2 separate regions of the Homo sapiens genome follow, and region 2 is linked to region 1. Evidence: chromatin contacts called from ENCODE Hi-C data. All regions are on one chromosome and are shown on one strand. The core of a region is the stretch at or near the end of the contact, and the rest is flanking DNA. Distances in the headings are between cores, read along the strand shown. Region 1 overlaps LOC105379013 (a long non-coding RNA gene). Region 2 overlaps LOC105379013 (a long non-coding RNA gene).

Evidence for each region. Hi-C counts contacts between places; a loop is a spot of excess contacts on that map. Pooled maps may share reads with other maps.
Region 2: a loop to region 1 is called in a pooled map, with 7 times the contacts of the local background. The contact joins two enhancer-like sites. A Hi-C loop is called at or near these places in 1 of 168 maps with a recorded cell type or tissue (gastrocnemius medialis), 1 of 37 single-sample maps with no recorded cell type and 10 of 50 pooled maps.

What each region holds. Positions count from the first base shown.
Region 1 is chr5:68,709,444-68,712,911 of GRCh38, reverse strand. The region is part of intron 2 of LOC105379013 (a long non-coding RNA gene); the gene reads left to right. Among named protein-coding and RNA genes, the nearest start is that of LINC02198, 320 kb to the left of the region's middle. RefSeq lists an enhancer at 1,059-1,108. Within about 2 kb of position 1,316, at least 8 of the 41 ENCODE cell types and tissues checked have a DNase peak (open chromatin) inside an H3K27ac peak, as active enhancers do.
Region 2 is chr5:68,465,848-68,468,963 of GRCh38, reverse strand. All of the region lies in intron 3 of LOC105379013 (a long non-coding RNA gene), which reads left to right. Among named protein-coding and RNA genes, the nearest start is that of PIK3R1, 250 kb to the right of the region's middle. RefSeq lists a silencer at 2,588-2,882. Within about 2 kb of position 1,628, at least 2 of the 41 ENCODE cell types and tissues checked have a DNase peak (open chromatin) inside an H3K27ac peak, as active enhancers do.

The sequences.
Region 1 (3,468 bases), core at 67-2,566:
AGACAGACACATATAGACGGAAGACCATGTGAAGACACAGGGAGAAGAAAACCATCTACAAGCCAAGGAAGGAGGCCTCAGAAATAAGCTACACTGCCGAACTTCTAAGCCTCCAGAAGTGAGAAAGTAAATTTTTGTTGTTTAAGCCGCCAAGTAGGTGGTACTTTATTAATGGCAGTCCTAGCAAACTAATGCAGACACCAAGGGAGTCCCAAGGAATTGGAAACTTCTAACTTGGGGCCAGGGTCATTCTATTTAGATCCGGCTACTCTTTTTCTCAAAGGAAAAAGAATGAAGAGGAAACTGGGTGTTTATTTTCTGAACCAGTTACTTTCATTTTTTGCTGAGCCACACCCAAAATGTGATATTAAATATAGAAGTCTGAGAAAAGAGTACAAACTGAATTTTAATAGAAGTCATTTACATATGTGAAAAATCAGCTTAACTAGCTGGGGGAAAGATAAAGTTGGCCATTAAAATAAAGTTGGAACTGATGGCATTCAAATTTTGAATTGTAAACAACCGTATCAAATGTGATTAATTTCTTGAGGTGACTAGCTAGGAAAATCTGAAATTAAACTTCAACACTTATTAACGGGGATTGGTTTGGTCAAGTTACTCTATCTCTTTTTACCTCTGTTTTCCTGTTTGTAAAAAGGGGATGCTTCATGTGGTTGTTGTAATGATTAAATGAGGTAATAATGGATTATTGTATAAAGGTACAATAAACATTAGCTGTTTTATTATTGATGGTAATGTGAAAACATTAAATTGTTTAGACAGTAGCTTGCTGATAAGGAAGAAATACATGGTTTTTCTTGCAGGCAAACTCTGTGGAAAAACTCACATTCACCTTGCAGTGGTTTATACAACGGGTAACAAATGCCGTGGTTGTGATGTGACCTTCTTTTGTAATTACTGTAATGGCTGATATGGTGGTTCTATATTCTCAAGCATCATAACGACAAATAAGCTTACAATGAAATATCCTCATTGCTTACAAGATTGTTAATTAAGGAGATGGTGATACTTGGGTCAGGGTGGGCTGTGTTTAATTGCAGTGTTCTTTATGTGTTCTTTTGAACTGTGAGTGGTTTTCTCTCCTAGGTACCTGTGTATTGTATGTTACAGGAAGTGGGGTATAGTTAGTGACTTATTTTTAGATCTTATTTAACTCTTAGCTCTGCCCTTGTCTGTTATTGCACTTCTAGACACCATAGCTTCCTTGGTTACCATTGCTTCACTAACTCTCTTTACATTTTGTGGTAAACCAATTGATCTTTGAGGCAGAAAAAAAAAACATGCAAAGCTAATGGCTGAGAAATAGATTTCTTTCAAAAACTTTAAAGAAGAGCAGTGACTCAGACCTCAGTGAGCACAACGTTACCCAGGAGCTCTTAAAATAGGAATGTTCTCTCCTCTTGAAGCTGTGGGGATTAGTGCTGTGGGCTTGGGAGTTCCTGAGATGAGGGCCTCTTGGACTTCCCCAGGGCACAGCGTGGGCCCCTGCACTTTCCTGGAGGAGGGTGGGGCTCCTCAGTCCCCATGGACACCCTTCCTGCCACCTGCCGTAGCTGAGCTCCCAGAAGGGAGAGTAGGACAGATTCTGGGGGAGGAGGAGGGAAGAAAGCAGGGTTCCCAAGCAACAAAGCACCATGAAGCCCATGACTGTGCCGTTCCATGTAAGCCCAGGGAAATTTACTTTAGTAGGGAAAAGCTTCCTCTCCTTAGCTCCAGGGTGGTACACAGTCACTCTTCATAAGCCCATCAAATTTTTTTCTGAGGCAGATCCTCCTGGAATGCTATTTTACTTTCTCCAGAAAATTGTTAGAAGTACTAATGGAGTCTAAAATCATAATTTTTTTTTCTTGCTTTCTCTTTCCAGATTGGAAGGCCTTATAAATAAGAGCTCCTTTGGTAGAAATGTTCATGGAGACTTTTGGGCTAATTCCAAACCAGGGTGAAAGTAAGACACATTCTTTCTGAGAGTGCTGACCAGTGGCATATTCATGTTTGAATGGAAATAAACTGAAACATGTTCACTTCATGGGGAAGAGAAACCTGGAAAGCAGGAATGCTAAAGGGGAACTGGGGTGATGGTGGACAGGTAAGGTGAAGCCAGACTGCAATGAGAGAAGGCAGCATGAAAGGCCAGACCTATTTTGGGACCATACCCTGAGTCACAGAGTAACAGAAAGCAGAGGTGACAGCTGGTCTCTCAGTTTCTCAGTGAGCAAGCATCTGGAATATCACTCTGATTTTGTAAAGCTTGAGTTAGGGGCATAGAATCTTAAGGAATTTGGAGAAGGACAAGGAGAGGGGGTAGTCGAAGGGGAGGGGGACTCAGGGAGTCAGATTAGAGGAAAGATTAAAGGATCTAAATATGGATGGCTAATGGGGCTGGCAAGAGTCTACTAGTTCCTGACACCCTACAAAAAAAGACTTATTTATAATAGGAGGTAGTATAATTAGAAGGTAAGAGATGGGAACTGAAAGACTGGATAGCATAAGAAAATGCTCTGGCCAATTGTGTTAGCTTACACAACAGGACTGCCACTTCTCAGGGGTATCTGGTGTGTGTGTGTGTGTGTGTGTGTGTACCCAATTACTTGAGATATTTGAAAAAAGATTTTCAGTAAAATGGCACTGTAAATTTCTCTGGGACAGAGACTGTCATAGCACAAAGTGACCTAATCTATAGGGCCCTAAGAATAGGGCCTATGTGAATATTTTATAATTTCATTTTATAAATTCATTACTTGATCAAAATAAATTATATGTGGTCACCTAACCTCTAAACTTGGCAGCAAGTGTCTGCATGCAGCCCGAATTTTGGTTTATAAAAAACAGAGACTTAGTAAATTAACCTCAAATACTCCTCTAAAATATAAACTTCTTTCAAAAGATTTTGATGTGATTCTTGCAGTCCATTCTGTGATGAGCAAAGGAACTCTACCAGAGCTTAGGGAAGTAGAGGCTTAGACCTCATGTACAGGAAGTATAGCCCTCCCATGGGGGGATGCATGGAGGCCCAGAGAGAAAGAAGGCACGACCATACTCTACTAAATAACTCGTTAATAACTTTGATAAGTGAATCCTGCAGGATACTATGGCATACATGACTCCTCTTATAGGTTATTTGGGATCTGGTTAAATGGTTAGAAATCCATGGAAAAAGGTACATTGTTCATATAGACATAGATTTTGATTCAGACTGAAACAAGCCTTCTTTTTATTAATTCCAGTTTTTTAAAAAAGTTTGCTGCTAGGTTTGGAGGACAGCTGGAAAAAGCCCTTGGACTTGGATCCATGCAAGCCTTCTCAGACATCAGGGGCCTATGAAGGGCCAGACATTTTTGCTGTCTATTTTTACTTATAAATTAGTCCTACCTCCCAGGTGCTGGAAAGCTAATCCAGGCTGACAGATTTCCTTGCTTGGCTGCCTTGGCTCTCAATGGCCTGTGTCAC
Region 2 (3,116 bases), core at 379-2,878, 240 kb after region 1:
ATTTTTGTACTTTTTATAGACACACGGTTTCACCATGTTGCCCAGGCTGGTCTCAAACTCCTGGGCTCAAGCAGTCCTCCTGCCTTGGCCTCCCAAAATGCTGGGATTACAGGCATGAGCCACCATGCCTGGCCTTGAATAACATGTAAATAGAGGGTCTAGAATCAAGCCAGGTGATGAAGGAACGCTAATGCTTAATGGCAAAACTCATAAATTTTAGTCTATCTCTCATTCACATTGAGAGAGGTGGGATACCATGGAGCCTTTCTACTTAAGATGATTAATTTCCACCATCACAATCCCAAATGGAAGTGAGGAAAACACCTAGGCCTACCTATCCCTTGTCCTCTCTGACTTTCCTACAATGACCTATGATGAGACATACAAGTGCCCGAGAAGAGGAGCGCAAGAGCTTCTTTTATTTATTTATTTATTTATTTATTTATTTATTTATTTATTTATTTATATTTTTGAGACAGAGTCTAGCTCTGTCACCAGGCTGGAGTCTGGTGGCGCCATCTTGGCTCACTGCAATTTCCACCTCCCAGGTTCAAGTGACTCCCCTGCCTCAGCTTCCCGAGTAGCTGGGACTACAGGTGCACACCACCATGTCTGGCTAATTTTTTGTATTTTTGTAGAGACAGGGTTTCACCATGTTGGTCTGGATGGTCTTGATCTCCTGACCTCTTGACCTGCCCGCCTTGGCCTCCCAAAGTGCTGGGATTACAGATGTGAGCCACTGCACCCGGGTTATAGGAGAGAAGCAGTTCTGGGTAAATGCTGACCAAGCCATTGGTCAGAATCACCATTGTGATAGACATTGGAGCCAGGGGGCATCCCTATAGAGACTTACTGAGAGAAGGGCACGTCAGGGAGAAAGGGAAGTCCTTCCCATAGGAAAACATAAGACTTGACAGGAATGAGCTCTTGAAAACAAATAGCTACTGCCAGGGCAGAGTCCATGGCTCCACACCCCTCACTGCCAAGCCTTCTGCAGAGCTCTCCTGCCCACTGGCAGGTTTATTATTTACTGAACACTTATGGAGCCAGGCACCATACTAGAGACTTGAGGTGCAAAGATGAAAACTTAGTCTCTGTCCTAAAGGAGATCGATGCTGGTATAGTGTGGAAAACACACTCATAAAGAAATATAAAGGAGTATTTTTAGAGCACACATCAGTATGTGGAATTGGGTATATTTTAATCTTTACTTATTCACTCTCTGTTCCCCACCATTAAAATGTAATAGACTTTGTACATTCACTGCTGTATCTGGAGCGCCCCAGCACATAGAGTCTAGGAAATGTTAGGAATTATCAATAACTTCTATCATGAAAGCGTATCAGAAAGAGTGCTCAAGGCTGCTGAGGAAGATTAAGGAAGAGAGGAAGCACCACATCACTATTATTCAATTCAATTTTGGTGGGTTGTGTTATTGGACAAGGATTTTGCACATATCCCTGTATTCATGCCCTTTGGCAGTGGGCTTAGCCATTAGACTTGTTTAGACAATGGGATAGTAGCAAACTTGATGCAAGCAGAAACTTGAAATGTGCTTAAAGGTGTCTGATTGCTCTCTCGGAACCTTGCCACCACCAGAAACACAAACCCAGACTAGCCTGCTGGGAGAGATGAAACTATATGGAACAGAGATGAGTGGCGTCAGCTGAAGGCCATCTTAAGCCAGCTAGACCCCAGGTGAGTGGGCAGCTGATTGCAGATACATGACTGAGCCTAGTCCAGATCAGCAAAACTTCCCAGCTGACCCACAGAGGTGTGAGAAACACCAAATGGCTGGCTTAAGCCACTAAGCTTTGGGGTGGTTATTACATATTGTGGCAGTAAATAACTGATACACCTACTGTCTCACTCAGCAAAAACCTGTAAAATAGTAGTTTTTACTACCACTTCAAATATACGAAAACTGGGGCTCAGAAACAAATAGGAGGGAAACAGAATTTCCCTTGAGTCTCCTGAGTCTTTGGACTTCAAATTTGGTCCTCCCGTCCTTAGGCCATAACTGCCTTGATGTTTAAAAACACGAGTCTAACAGCTCATTAGAGCCTACAAATTAATTATGTCAACAAGAGGGAGGAAAGGAGGGAAGGAATGAAGGAAAAGGGGAGAGAAGGAGGGCAAGAGGAAGGAAGAGAGGGACAGAGGTAGGAAGGGAGGAGTATGTGTGACCCCCAAGCCAATATGGTTGCTCCATGAATTTAGCCCCATGGGTGGTGCTTAGAGGATTCTAAGTGATGTCTAATATACATCACAGGCTAACTTAAGAAATGGGTTAAAGAGAACCTTTTAAAGAATGAAACAGGGAAAGAGGTAGACGAGACAGGACAGGATAAAAGATGTGTATGTTTCTGTGAGACAGATGAAATAATCCAACCTACTTTTGGCTGAGTGGCCAGGGAAAGACTCTCTCTGGGGAGGTAGCATTAAATCTAAGATTTGAATAACAAGAAAGAACTGGGATCAGGGAGAACAACATTCCAAAGCAAGAGGACAGCTGTGGCAAAGGGCCCAAGGCTAAAACAAGCTTGGCAAGAGCAAGGACCCAAAAAAGGACCCAGGTGGCTTGACTGAAGTAGTTGGCGGGGGGAGGGACAGATTTCATTTTCAGTGGCATCTGACATGTGTTTTTAAAAGATGACTTTAGAGAACGGATTGTGGGGAGAATGGATTGTAGGCAGGTAAACACAAAAATAGGAAGACCAGATAAGAGGTTATCACAGTTGTCCATGCAATGGGTGCTGGCTGGGTGCGGTGGCTCACGCCTGGAATCCCAACAGTTCGAGAGGACAAGGTGGGACAATTGCTTGAGGCCAGGAGTTCGAGACCAGCCTGAACAATATAGCAAAACCCAGTCTCTACAAAAAAAAAATTTTTTTTAATTAACCAAATGTGGTGGTGTGTGCTTGTAGTCCCAGCTACTTGGGAGACTGAGGTGGGAGGACTGTTTGAGCTCAGGAGTTCAAGAATCCAGTGAGCTGTGATCATTCCACTGTGTTCCAGCCTGGGCAAGAGACCCTGTCCCTGAAAAACAAACAAGCAAACAAAAACAGAGAGATGCTGGTTGCTGGACTGTGGTGATGGCCATAAAGGTGGTAAAA